Regions from separate parts of the Homo sapiens genome. Here region 2 is linked to region 1. A link is an interaction called in ENCODE POLR2A ChIA-PET data of the cell type or tissue named here. Cell type or tissue: A673. All regions are shown on one strand. Links, peaks and the distances in the headings refer to the core of each region. The heading gives the core; the rest is flanking DNA. Region 1 overlaps FKBP5 (FKBP prolyl isomerase 5). Region 2 holds the start of CLPSL2 (colipase like 2).

Region 1 (7,079 bases), core at 942-4,941:
GTACTAATTAAGAACACCTAAGCATAATTAAAATCTATCTCTGAAGTACATTATAAGAGTGTCTGTACATACACAACACATAGCAGATTTACCTTATTAATTAGATTAGTTTGGTTTAAATATGGACAGTCAAGAACAAAGGACCACACCTAGCTGCCAATATTTGAGTATACATTAACTAGCAACTGGAGGAAGAGATGTTTCAGACTTGAGACGCAGACAGAAAAACCCAAAAGTTTTATGTAATACTGTATCCTCTTACAGTACTAGCTCATTAAAACACTATTACATAAATTGTTTCCCAAAGTCCATTATATGCCTAAGAGAAAAACTGTACAAGAATAGCATTTGAGTCTGTGTAGAAAGAATAAAAAATCTCGGCCATCTTAAATCCCCATCTTAAATTCCATAAAAATATGGAAGGAAGAAAAGGCCAATAAACTCAGATCTACTATTAACTAGCTGTGGAATCTCTGGCCCTCACTCAGTTTTTCCATCTATACTTTTCGGGGGTTAGACTAGAATCATATCTAAGGTTTATTCCAACTCTGTTATTTTGTATTTATTCATTAAAAAGTAATTTATAAATATATGTTTTACTTTTGGGGAAAATGAGGTTTGCTATGTGGAAGGAAAAACAATTTCCAAGGGATAGAAAGTTATCTTAACAATACAGAGTTCACTTTCCATTGCAACCCTCTGGCAAAATATGAATTCTGAGCTTTACCCACTTACATGTGGTATTAGTTTTCTACAGATGCCATAAGAAATTACCACAAACAGGCTGGGCAAAGTGGCTCATGCCTGTAATCCCAGCACTTTGGGAGGCCGAGGCAGGTGGATCACTTGAGGTCAGGAGTTCGAGATTTGAGACCAGCCTGGCCAACACAGTGAAAACCCATCTCTACTAAAAATACAAAATTTAGCAGGGCATGGTGGCGCGTGCCTGTAATCCCAGCCACTCAGGAGGCTGAGGCAGGAGAATTGCTTGAACCCGGGAGGTGGAGGTTGCAGTGAGATGAGATCGTGCCACTGCACTCCAGCCTGGGGAAACAGCAAGACTCCGTCTCAAAAAAAAAAAAAAGAAAAAAGAAAAAGAAAAAAAGCCGGGCACGGTGGCTCACGGCTGTAATCCTAGCACTTTGGGAGGCTGAGGTGGGTGGATCACAAGGTCAGGAGATCGAGACCATCCTGTCTAACACGGTGAAACCCTGTCTCTACTAAAAATACAAAAAAAAAACTAGCCGGGAGTGGTGGCGGGCGCCTGTAGTCCCAGCTACTCGGGAGGCTGAGGCAGAAGAATGGCGTGAACCCGGGAGGCGGAGCTTGCAGCGAGCTGAGATCGCGCCACTGCACTCCAGCCTGGGTGACAAAGTGAGACTCCGTCTCAAGTAAAAAAAAGAAAAAAGAAAAAATTAACACAAACTTAGTGGCTGAAATAATACCAATTTATCATCTTACAGTTCTGGAGATCACAAGTCCAGAATGGGTCTCACTGGGCTAAAATCAAGGTGTTGGCAGGGCTGCATTCCTTCTGGAGGCTCCGGGAGAGCACTCATCTCCTGGCTTTTTCCACATTCTAGAGGCTGCCCACATTTCTTGGCTGGTGGCCCCCTTCCTCCATCTTCAGCCGGGAATACTGCATTTCTTTGATCATTCTTGTGTAGTCATCTCTCTCTCTGACTATAGTTGGGAAAGTTTTCCACTTTTAAGAACCCACGTGATTAAGTTGAGCCCACCTGGATAACCCAGGATAATCTCCCCATTTCAAAGCTTTTAACCTTGTTCACATCTGCAAAGTCCTTTCTGCCCTATAAGGTAACATATTTACAAGTTCCATTTTTGAGGATCCATTATTCTCTCTACCACCGATACCTAATCATCCAATCAAGATCCTAAGAATTTCTCTCAAGCTTGGAATTCCATTGACTTCCTCCATTTTGTACTTAGGGGGTCTCACAACATTCTTTCCTTTTCCTTTTCTTTATTTATCATCCAGTTGGATAACAATGTTCTAATCTAAAATAAAATTTAACATTTTATATCATTCTGAAAATACATTCAGAAATTTAGAAAACATAAAGTAAAACATCTGGTTTCTCAATTTTGTAATAAAATTATAAGGCCAGGCACAGTGGCTCACACCTGTAATCCCAGCACTTTGGGAGGCTGAGGCAGGCAGATCACGAGGTCAGGAGTTTGAGACCAGCCTGGCCAACATGGTGAAACCCTGTTTCTACTAAAAAAAAAAAAAAAAAATACAAAAATTGGCCAGGCGCAGTGGCTCATGCCTGTAATCCCAGCACTTTGGGAGGCCGAGGTGGGTGGATCACGAGGTTAGGAGATCCAGACCATCCTGGCTAACACGGTGAAACCCCATCTCTACTAAAAATCCAAAAATTAACCGGGCGTGGTGGCGGGCGCCTGTAGTCCCAGCTACTCAGGAGGCTGAGACAGGAGAATGGCGTGAACCCCAGGAGGCAGAGCTTGCAGTGAGCCGAGTTTGCGCCACTGCACTCCAGCCTGGGCGACTCCGTCTTTTTTTGAGACTCCGTCAAAAAAAAAAAAAAAGAACCTCCAGAACAATGCTGAACACAATTGGGAATAGCAGATATCTTGACTTGTTCTAAATATTATATAGGGAAAGCATTCAGTCTTTCAGCATTAACTATGATTTCAGCTATTGGTTTTTCACAGATACCCTTTATCATATTGAGAAGTTCCCTTATTTTCCTAGTTTGCTGAGTTTTCATCAGCAAGGCATGTTAAACTTTGTTAAATGTTTTTTCTGCATCTATTGAGCTGATCATATGCTTTCTCTTGCTAATGTGGTACATGACATTGGTTTTCAAATGTTAAACCAACCTTGGATACCTGGAATAAACCCTATTTGGTCACTGTATTTTATCATTTTTATATGTTGTTGGATTCAATTTACTAAAATTTTGTTAAAAAATATTGCTGGCTGGGTGTGGTGGCTTACACTTGTAATCCCAGCATTTTGGGAGGCTAAGGCGGGTGGATTGCTTGAGCCCAGGAGTTCGAGACCAATCTGGGCAACATGGCAAAACCCCATCTCTACCAAAAAATACAAAAATTAGCTGAGCATGGTGGCACACACCTGTAGTCCCAGCTACTCAGAGGCTGAGGTGGGAAGACGGCTTGAGCCCAGGAGGTGGAGGTTGCAGTGAGCCATGATCACACCATCACACAACCACACTCCAGCCTGGGCAACAGGGCGAGACCCTGGTTCAGGAAGAAATAAGTAAATAAATAATAAAAATCATAGAGTGACTTAAGAAATATTCCATCTTTATCAATTTTATGGAGGAGTTTGTGTAAAATTGGTATTATGACTTCCTAAAATGTTTGGTAGAATCAGGAATACCATGTAGGCCTAGAGTTTTCTTTGTGGGAATTCAATTTTTTTTTTTTTTTCGAGACTGAGTTTCGCTCCTGTTGCCTAGGCTGGAGTGCTGTGGCACCATCTTGGCTCACTGCAACCTCTGCCTCCTGGGTTCAAGCGATTCTCCTGTCTCAGCCTCTGGAGTAGCTGAGATTACAGGCATGCGCCACCACACTCAGTTAATTTTGTATTTTTAGTAGAGATGGGGTTTCTCCATGTTGGTCAGGCCGGTCTCAAAGTCCCGACCTCAGGTGATCCGCCTACCTCAGCCTCCCAAAGTGCTGGGATTATAGGCGTGAGCCACCAAGCCTGGCCGAATTCAATTTCTTTAATAGATATAGGACTTTTCAGGTTGTTTCTTCTTCAGTGAGCTTAGGTATTTTGTATCTTTCAAGGAATTTGCACATTTCATCTAGCTGTCTAATGTATTACTATAAAGTAATTCATATTATTCTCTCATCCTTTTAATAATTATAGAATCTGAGCTTTGTTAGCAATTCTTTCATTCTTGATATTGGTAAGTTGTCTTCTCTCTCTGATTCCTGATTAGTCAGGTTAGAGTTTTATCAATTTCATTGTTCTCAAAGAACCAGCTTTTGATTTCACTGACTTTCTCTACTAGTTTTCTTTTTTTCTATTCCACTAATTTTGGCTTTTATCCTTAACTCTTTTCCTCTGTTTACTTTGGGTTTAATTTTCCCTTCTTTTTCTAATTTCTTAAGGTGAAAGCTGAGGACACTGATTTGTGATTTTACTTCTTACCCAATATAGACATTTAGTGCTATGAATTTTCCCCTAAACATTTGCATTAACCACAACCCACATATTCTGATATGATTTTCATTAAGTACAAAATACTTTCTAAATTCATCTTTGATATTCTTCTTTGACCTGTGGGCTTCTTAGGAATACATTAGTTTCTAAATATTTAATAATTTTCCAAGTATCTTTCTGTTATTGACTTTTAATTTAACTCCCTTTTGGTCAGCATACATACTTTATGATCTAAGTCACTTTAAATGCATTGATGCTATTTTTTTTTTTTTTTTTTTTTGAGACGGAGTTTTGCTCTTGTTGCCCAGGCTGGAGTGCAATGACGCAATCTCAGCTCACCGCAACCCGTGCCTCCCAGGTTCAAGCGATTCTCCTGCCTCAGCCTCCTGAGTAGCTGGGATTATAGGCATGCACCACCACGCCCGGCTGATTTTGTATTTTTAGTAGAGACAGGGTTTCTCCATGTTGGTCAGGCTGGTCTCAAACTCCCGAGCTCAGGTGATCCTCCCGCCTCGGCCTCCCAAAGTGCTGGGATTACAGGCATGAGCTACCGCGCCTGGCCAACACTGACACTATTTTATGAACAAAAATATGATCTATCTTATTAAATGTCCTGTGCTGTGTGCAACTGAAAAGAATGTGTATTCTGCTTGTATTGGGTAGAATACTATGTAAATGTCAATTAGGTTAGTTGACAATGTAGTTCACATCTTCTAAATTATTTTTTGTCTACTTGTTCTATCAATTATTGAGAGACAGGTGAGGTATTGAAATCTCCAACTATAATTTTAGATCTACTTATCCTTTCAAGTTCTATCAGTTTCTGATTCATGTATCTTGAAGCTCTGTTATTAGGTGCATATTTAGGACTATTAATTTCACTTGAAGGCAGCCAATCATGAAAGGCCATACATTATATGATCCCATTTATACGAAAGGTTCAGAATAGGCAAATTCATAGAGACAGAAAGGAGACTGGTGGTTGCTTAGGGTTAGGGGAAACAGGAGGAAATGGGGAGTGGGAGATTTCTTTTTAGGGTTATAAATGTTCCAAAGTGGGACAGCAGTAATAGTTGCACAAATCTGGAAATATGCTGGAAACCACTGAATTATATACTTTATTTTATTTTTGATTTACCTTATTTTATGTATTTATTTATTTATAGAGATATGGGGTCTCGCTACATTGAGCAGGCTGGTCTTGAACTCCTGGTCTCAAGTGATCCTCTCATCTCAGCCTCCCAATGTACTGGGATTACAGGCATGAGCCACCACACCCGGCCTGAATTGTACACTTTAAAGGGGAGAATATTATGGTATGTGAATTTTATCTCAATTAAGCTGCTAAAAAATTATTCTACTCAATGGATGACCATAATTCATGAATGATATACATTCCTTCCAACTTATTAATACTATATAACACTGCTATGAACATTTTTGTGCCTAAGCTTTTATCATATGTAATTGAAAGTATGGCTTCTTGGCTGGGCGCGGTGACTCGTGCCTGATCCCAGCACTTTGGGAGGCTGAGGTGGGCAGATCACCTGTGGTCACGAGTTCAAGACTAGCCTGGTCAACATGGTGAAACCCCGTCTCCACTAAAAATACAAAAATTAGCCGGGTGTGGTGGCAAGTGCCTGTAATCCCAGCTACTCAGGAGGCTAAGGCAGGAGAATCACTTGAACCCAGAAGGCAGTTGCAGTGAGCAGAGATCGAGCCACTGCACACTACAGCCTGGGTGACAAGAGCAAAACTCCGTCTCAAAAAAAAAAAAAAAAAGAGTATGGCTTCTTGAACACAGTCTGCTTGAGTGAGAATCTTAGCTTGACAACATAGCAACTGTATGATCTTGTGCAAGTCACTTACCTTCTTTGTGCCACAGTTTCCCTATCTAAAACACAAGGTTATCAGTTATCAACATCTCTTGGGATTGTGAGGACTAAAGTAATGCACATAAAGGGCTTTGTACAGTGCCTGTTACATGGTATACTTTCAACATTAGTAGTAGTAGATGTTGTAATTATCATTTAGTTTTTGTTACTTTCTCTTTTTTATTTATTTATTTTTTTAATAGAGACAAGGTCTTGCTATGTTGCCCAGGCTGATCTCAAATTCTTGGGCTCAAGTGATCTTCCTGCCTCAGTCTTCCAAGTTGCTGAGATTTACATGCAAAAGCCACTGTGGCTGGCTAGTTTGTATTATTTTCTTAAGAAGATTTTCAGAAGTGGTATGACCTTGTCAAAAACCATGAGCATTTATTTACGTGTCTTTTTTTTTTTTTTTTGAGACAGAGTTTTGCTCTGTTGCTCAGGCTGGAGTACAGTGGCACAGTCATGGCTCACTACAGCCTCAACCTGCCAGGCTCAAATAGTCCTCCCACCTCAGCCTTCTGAGTAGCTGGGATTAGAGACATGCACAACCACACCCAGCTAATTTTTTAATTTTTTTTTTTTTTTGTAGAGACAAGGTCGCACTATGTTGCCCAGGCTGTTCTTGAACTCCTGGGCTCAAGCGATCCTGCCACCTCAGCCTCCCAAAGTGCTGGGATTACAGATGTGAGCCATCACGCCTGGCTGTGTCCAAATATATTTCAACAAACTGCATCTCAAACTGGGTATACTAATATTTGGTGCCACTAGTAAGTATATATAAATATATAAGAGAACAAGGATTACCTAGCTATCATAATTACAGTAAATTTGTTTTGTTAATAGGAACTCATTTTAATTGTGCATTCATTTTTGCTGCTTTTGGCCCTTAGTTGTTTGAAAGCCAATAGTTTTCTAATTATACTATGAATCCTACACACCATGAATACCTACTGAATATGAAATGTCTGTAAGACCCTGTTCTAGGAGCTACAAAGAAAACTGAAATAAGTTAGCCCAAGGATTTT
Region 2 (7,079 bases), core at 3,080-7,079, 120 kb after region 1:
GTGATCATCAAACCAGCATAACACAGACACCAACTAATTGGAGCTACTAGTTGTCTGAATACCTGTGTGAAATGTACCTTTACCATGGGTTGTAGTCAAAAAAAGTGATTGAGATCCATTGCTCTATAGAATGTAGCTTAGGCTTCTTGGGGGTGGTGGGGGGAACAAGTTTCCAAGGACCCTTCCTACAGTGTTACCCTTGGCTAAAGGATACTGTCCATGACTCCTTCCTGCCCCAGGGAGCTTTTCCTCAATCCAGGTATGTTTTTTTTTTTTTCTTTTTGAGACGGAGTCTCGCTCTGTCGCCCAGGCTGGAGTGCAGTGGCGCGATCTCGGCTCACTGCAAGCTCCGCCTCCCGGGTTCGCGCCATTCTCTCGCCTCAGCTTCCCGAGTAGCTGGGACTACAAGCGCCTGCCACCACGCCTGGCTAGTTTTTTGTATTTTTAGTAGAGAAGGGGTTTCACCGTGTCAGCCAGGATGGTCTCGATCCCCTGACCTCATCATCTGCCCACCTCGGCCTCCCAAAGTGCTGGGATTACAGGTGTGAGCCACCGCGCCCGGCCCAGGTATGGTCTTAAGCAGAGCAATCCTCCGTGTATGGCAACTTGGGATGTTGTGGGCACCTATAATTCTGCCCACTCAGCATCCATGTCCTATTCCTCAGGAAACAGCAACCCCCTATATCCCTGCCTTTGGGGAGCTGCCCTGTTCAGGTTCCATGAGGTTCTGGTCCCTAGTCCCCCTGGTCTTCTAGGAATTTCTAGATGGGTGCTGAAGGGAGGTGCATAGAGCTGTGCACAGCTCCCTGCTCCCCCCCACAGAGAGCAGGCTTCCTCCCTGAGAGGAAATGAGGCTGCCTGAAGGCTGAAGCTGAAGAGAGAGACACCTGTCAGTGGTTCCTCTTTGGAGCCTTGAGGCCAGCCTGGTGACTGACCCAATACTGTTTCTTTTGCTTTTTATTGTTAAAATTACATACTTTGGCTTGAATTCTTTCACTTGCAGCTACAGGAGTTGTGATTCCCTCATGGCTCCTTGAGGTAAGCAAGGGGCCCTCACTGCCAAGGCGACTAGGCACAAATGTGGCTCAGCCTCACCGAGTGGGAGAAGGAAGGGGCTCTAGAGCCAGCGAGTCTACACATGCACCCTACGCACAGGTGGTGTGGGCAGGGTGGCAGCACGGGGCATTCCCCTGCTATGTCCCCTCTGGAGACCTCTCTGTGCATGAACCTTTTGCCTGAACACAGAGGTTGTAGGGAGCCCTCCTTGGCCCGTCTGAGGAAGGCCCCTGTCATAGGCTAAGCTGCTTGGAAAAGCTCAGTCCCCTCCCATGGGTGAAGGCAATGGGGCAGCACACCTGGCCGCCAGACACCACTGCCCACTCTGTCCTTCAGGCCAAAGCCCTAGGGTCAAAGGGCCAGCCCAGTCCAGGAGGAGGCGGCAGGTCAGCTCCCTCTTCTCCCTCCGGGCCTGTCTTTCTCCCAAGCTGAGCTGATAGCCTCTCAGCAGGGCCAGCCTGTCCCGGGAAGAAGTAAAATGAGAAGTGTGTGTTCTGAGCCCTGCCCCTGGTTCAGAGTATGTTGTGTGGGTGGGGTGACTAGAAGCTGGGAAAGAGCTGATCTCCCTTGGGCATGCTGGGCCTCTCCTTCTAGAGACCCTCCTGTCCTCACAGACAGAGCAGGGCAACCCCACCCTCACCCTGCACCCCTGGCTCAATGGCTCAGGTCCCCCTGCTCTGACTCTAGCATTGCCACCACCAACCCAGCTTTCCACTGAGGAGCCACCTCAACAGGGGCTATTCCCACAGACCCTCAAGTTCCTTTGCACGCTGACCGCCCCATCTCCAATCTGTATCCCCAACAAGCAGACACCATCTCCTTGCTGTTCTACCCACAGCTACTCACTGTCACTTCCAAACCTTTGCCCACCCTGTACCCCTGGTTGGAAACCCTTAGTCTCTCTGCTTGCCAAATCCCAGTCCCCCTTCAAGGCTTAGCAAAACAGCGCGGCCCTCTCCTGCCAGGGTCCGGGACATACAACCTTGAGGCCTCCACCTCCTCACCTCCAAACACTTCCCACTCTGGTCCTCTTCTCTAGGAAGGCTTTGCTGATCTATCTTTGCATATCAAACTCTTAGGGCACCCACTCGTTCCTCACTCTCCCCAGATTACTTTTAGAGTTCCTTCAGGAAGGACTTGAGTAATGCGCAATTTTCATGAGGTCAGTTTTCCCCAGAATTTTATTTTGGATTTCAAAGACTGATAAGACTTCCAAAAAATTCTGAGGACTAACAGAATTTGTGCACATATATTTAATATATTGGCCAAAAGCCAGTTTCGGTGGCTCAAGCCTGTAATCCCAGCACTTTGGGAGGCCGGTGGATCACCTAAGATCAGGGGTTCAAGACCAGCCTGGCCAACATGGTGAAACCCTGTCTCTACTAAAAAAAATACAAAAAAATTAGCCAGGCGTGGTGGCGGGCGCCTGTAATCCCAGCTACTTGGGAAGCTGAGGCAGGAGAATTGCTTGAACCTGGGAGGCAGAGGTTGCAGTGAGCCAAGATGGCACCTCTGCACTCCAGCCTGGGTGACAGCGCAAGACTTGGTCTCAAAAAAAAAAAAAAAGTATATATATATATATATATATATATATGCGCCAAAAAAGAACATGAACAATGAAACAAAACTACTACTGTATCGTGGCTATTATTGCTTTTTTAAAATATATTTTTAAATATTTTATTTTATTTTTTACCTCCAAATACCATCACCATTTTATTTAATTATTATTACTTTTTTGAGACAGTCTATCTCTGTCACCCAGATTGGAGTGCAGTGGCATGGCTCACTGCAGCCTCAACCTCCCAGGCTCGAGATCCTCTCACCTCAGCCTCCCATGTATTTGGGACCATAGGCAGATGCCACCATGCCCAGCTAATTCTTTTATTTTTTGTAGAGACAGAGGTCTCACTTTGTTGCCAGGTTGGTCTTGAACCCCTGATCGCCATTATTTCATAAAAGCACATTTTAACACCAAAGAAGTAGAAAAGACATAATTTCAGAATAAATAATTACTTTTTAAATTAAATACATTTCCCTGCCTGGGCAATATGTTGAGACGCTACCTCTACTAAAAATGCAAGAATTAGCTGGGCGTGGTGGCGCGCGCCTGTATTCTCAGCTACTTGGAGGGGGGCTGAGGCAGGAGACTTGCTTGAACCCAGGAGGCGAAGGCTGCAGTGAGCCCAGATCGCGCTACTGCACTACAGCCTGGGTGACACCTCAAAAACAAATTTTTTTTTAATAATAATAAATTGAATATATTTACCTTTAACAAAAACACTACTACATTATCCTTATTGTTTTCATTTTGCTGCAGACCAGTGAGAACATTGTCATGGAAACCACCACTTGCACCACCAGAAAGATGCAGAAGAAAAGAAGTGAGACGTTAGAGACTGTCAGAGGAGGGGAAGGTGAAGAGGCAGGAAATAGGGGGTAAGAAGTCCACCAGCAAGGTGCTCCCCTGTCCTGAACTGACCCCCTTCTGCTCACTGAAGTCTGAGGTGGCCAGTTTTGGGCCCTGGGCAGAGCTGTGGCCATGCTCACAGGTCAGGCAGCTCAGGGATTCCCGGCGCTGGAGACCCTGGTGATCTTGTTCCTACTCCCCCGCAATGCAGAGGTACCCTGGACATGTGCCTGTGACCGGTGCTGGCAGGCCATGGTACAGGACTTGGAGTCAGGAGCAGAGCTAGGCCTGGCTCTGCTACTCACCAGCTGAGTTACTGGGAGAAGTCCCTGCCTTCTCTGGGCCTCGGTTTCCTCAACTGAAAATAAAGGTTCTGAACTAGTTGTTTTTGAGGAAACCGGAAGATCTCTGGCTTAAGAAAAAAAAAAGCCATGCCCATAATATTTTGTACAGAATTCCAGGGGCTTCACCACCCCTCAGGGCCTTCAGTGGGTTCCCCAGGGGCTGCTAACCCTGACACGCAGTTGCTGGCCCCTTGCCTTCAAATTTGCCACTTTCCTAAGCAGTCAACAATACTTCTCAAGTATCTAACGGTCATGGGGGTATGGGCAAAGGAAGCCGGTGAAGCAGTACAAGGAAGTATCCATCCCCAGGCCTCCTCTCCAGTTCACAAATGGTCTGCGTGGATGGGTCGCTAGTCAGCCAAGGTAGCAGAACACACATATGAAGAGAGCTCAGACCGCGACTGCTGGAGCCCCCTTACTAGGTAATGATGGGAACCCCCTTACTAGGGCCAAAGCCCTCTGGCCGCCCGCAGCAGTGTAGATCAGTGGTAAGAACTTGGACCCAGGAGCTAGAATGCCCTGGATTTATATCTGACTCTGCCATTTAATCCTGTTCCTTGGGCAAGTAACTTTATCTTGAGCCTTCAGGTTCCTAGTCTGTAAAACAGGGCTAAGAGTTACGCAGCAGAAATGATAGTAGATGCTAAATATTCCAAGACTCCTTTGAATTTCCCAGCCTCCCTTGCAGAAGGTTAGAGGGTTGGGATCATGTGACTAGTTCCAGCAGGTGGTTTGTGAGTGGAGAAGGCAGGTCTTCCATGGAGACCTTGGATGCTAGTTTTTTTTTTTTTTTTTGAGACAGGGTCTCACTCTGTTGCCCATGCTGGAGTGCAGTGGCACGATCATAACTCACTGCAGCTTCAGCCTCCCGAGTAGCCAGGACTACATGCATGTGCCACCATGTCTGGCTAATTTCTTAAATTTTTTTTGTAGCAATGAGGTCTCACTATATTGCCCAGGGCTGGCCTTGAACTCCTGAGCTCACGAGATCCTCTCAGCCGGGCATGGTGACTCCCACTGGTAATCCCAGCACTTTGCGGAGGTTGCAGTGAGCCGAGATTGTGCCATTGCACTTCAGCCTGGGCAATAGCGTGAGACTCTGTCTCAAAAAAAAAAAAAAAAAAAAAAAAAAAAAAAACCAAAAAAACCCCCAAAACAACTGATCCTCTCTCCTTGGCCTCCCGAAGTGCTGTGAATACATGCATGAGCCACCATGCCCAGCCAGAGGCCAGTCTTATAGATGGCTACAGGATGGAAGAAGGGTATCTTGCCCCAAATCAGACTGTACATAAAGCATTATTGTGCCAAGCCACGAAATTCCAGGAGTTCTGTTGTTACAGCCAGTGTTAATTACTCTGTGACAGCTAGTGTTAATACAGGGAGGGCTCACGGAAATAATGGATACAAGGCCCTCTGAGTGCGGTGGGGGCTGTTATTCTTGGCTGTTATTCCCCACCAAGACAGGATTCCTCGGTTCATTTCTTAAGCGAAACTTCAAAAGCAGAAGCAGGCTGGGAGTGGTGGCTCACGTCTGTAATCCCACCACTTTGGGAGGCCGAGGCAGGAGAATCTCTTGAGCCCATGAGTTCAAGACCAGCCTGGACAACATAAGGACAACCTGTCTCTATAACAAATATTAACAATACAAAATTAAAAAAAAATAGAAATTAAAAAAAAGCAGAAGCAGGCAGGTGGGGTGAGGTGGAAGCTTCATCCATAGGGAAGTCCTGAGGAAGGCCTGCCTCCCCCGGTTCCAGGATTGCTCTGTGCAGCTCTAGCTCTCCCTTAACCCTCCTCCCTATTCTGAGTTTTCTTCTCTTCCCACTTCTCCATTTTGCCCCCACATCTTGACTTTCACACAATTCACAGACAAATCCTTAGACAATTAATAGAATGATTAAGACTGCAAGAGATTTAAGACTTAGAGACCATCTTGTCCCACCTCCTGGTTCTTACAGAAGAGGAGAATGGGGCCTGCAGCGGGTGTGAGCAGCCCAGAGGGTGGGGCTGGATTATCCCGAAGGTAAGGGGAGAATCTGGGGCTGCAAGGGCAGACAGAGAATCAACATCAGGAAGGAAGCTCTTTTTATTTCAGCATATATGTTTTGTGCCGTTTATAAAAATAAAGTTTTGAGGCCAGGTGCGGTGGCTCACACCTGTAATCCCAGCACTTTGGGAGGCTGAAGCAGGACCATCACTTGAGGCCAGGAGTTAGAGACCAGCCTGGGCGACATGGGGAGACCCCCGTCTCTACAGAAATTTTTAAAATTATCCCGGCGTGGTGGCGCACACCTGTAGTCCCAGCTACTCGGGAGGCTGAGGCAGGAGGATCACTTGAACCTGGGAGGCGGAGATGGCAGTGAGCCGAGATCACGCCACTGCACTGGGCGACAGTGCGAGACTCCGTCTGTAAAATAAATAAATACAATAAAATAGAGTTTTATCTTACAATAAAAATAGAGTTTTATCTTACAGTTTCAAGCTTCTACTTGGAAGTAACACGTATGGAGGCTCCCAGGGCCCCTACAGTCTGGAATCCCGCCCGTGCGAGCCTGAGCGCCTTTCCTCCCTCCTTCCCTTCCGCAGGCGTCCTCGCCCTCCACGTCCCTCCTCCGCCGGGGTGGCCTGGGGCGCCGGGTCACGTGGCCGGGGAAGAGGTTTTATCCCGCGGCCCCTCGGAACCCCGCCGCTGCTCTGCCGCCCAGGCCCATGGCCGCAGCCCTGGCGCTCGTGGCGGGGGTCCTGTCGGGGGCGGTGCTGCCCCTCTGGAGCGCGCTTCCGCAATATAAAAAGGTGAGCCGGGGAGCGCGCCCAGCCGGCCGCGACCGCAGGAGAGGGTGGCCCCGCCGCCGGGGCACTGGAGCCCGAAGGCGCCGGGCAGCCTGAAAGGGAGAGGTGGGTCCGGAACCACACCCAGGCGGGTAGCCTGGGGCATCCTCAGACGGACTTCAAAAGCCGCTTCACTTTCCCCTGGTGGCCTCAGAGGGGAGAGAAATTGGCCTATGACCAGCACCCTCGCTCCCTCCACCTCCCCCGCCCGTGCCCCTTCCGATGGCCTCAGTCCTGGGCTCGCTTCCCTCCCCAAACTGCTCACAGGCAAACCCACCCTGCATGCTCTGGTTTCTCCTCCTCTTCTTCCACCTCCTCTCACTGTCTAGTGATTCTTCCAGGCACGAGGGCTCTCCCCTTTTCTCCTCTTTCTCTCCCTCTTTTTCGAGCCCGCAGCCCCTTCATTCTCATCCCCCAACCCTGCCCCGCAAAATGGGACT

The links. ChIA-PET counts read pairs that join two places held together with the same protein. Peaks named below come from ENCODE experiments on the same cell type or tissue, not always from the same donor. Only the 100,000 strongest peaks of a DNase experiment are listed, where the experiment ranks them.
Region 2: POLR2A ChIA-PET joins it to region 1 with 6 read pairs; 4 of 35 experiments call an interaction of 5 or more read pairs at or near these places.

Annotation. Positions count from the first base shown.
Region 1 is chr6:35,655,826-35,662,904 of GRCh38, forward strand. All of the region lies in intron 1 of FKBP5 (FKBP prolyl isomerase 5), which reads right to left. Among named protein-coding and RNA genes, the nearest start is that of MIR5690, 5.4 kb to the right of the region's middle. RefSeq lists an enhancer at 6,871-7,079. In A673, for the core only: no CTCF peak of the experiment used is centred there; no DNase peak of the experiment used is centred there.
Region 2 is chr6:35,770,100-35,777,178 of GRCh38, forward strand. CLPSL2 (colipase like 2) reads left to right here and starts at 6,499. Exons shown (of 3, transcript NM_207409.4): 1 at 6,499-6,603. The coding sequence starts at 6,520. It also overlaps the pseudogene CMPK1P1. RefSeq lists enhancers at 305-404, 1,055-1,114 and silencers at 799-999, 6,480-6,609. In A673, for the core only: no CTCF peak of the experiment used is centred there; no DNase peak of the experiment used is centred there; H3K4me3 peaks cover 423 bases; H3K27me3 peaks cover 1,418 bases.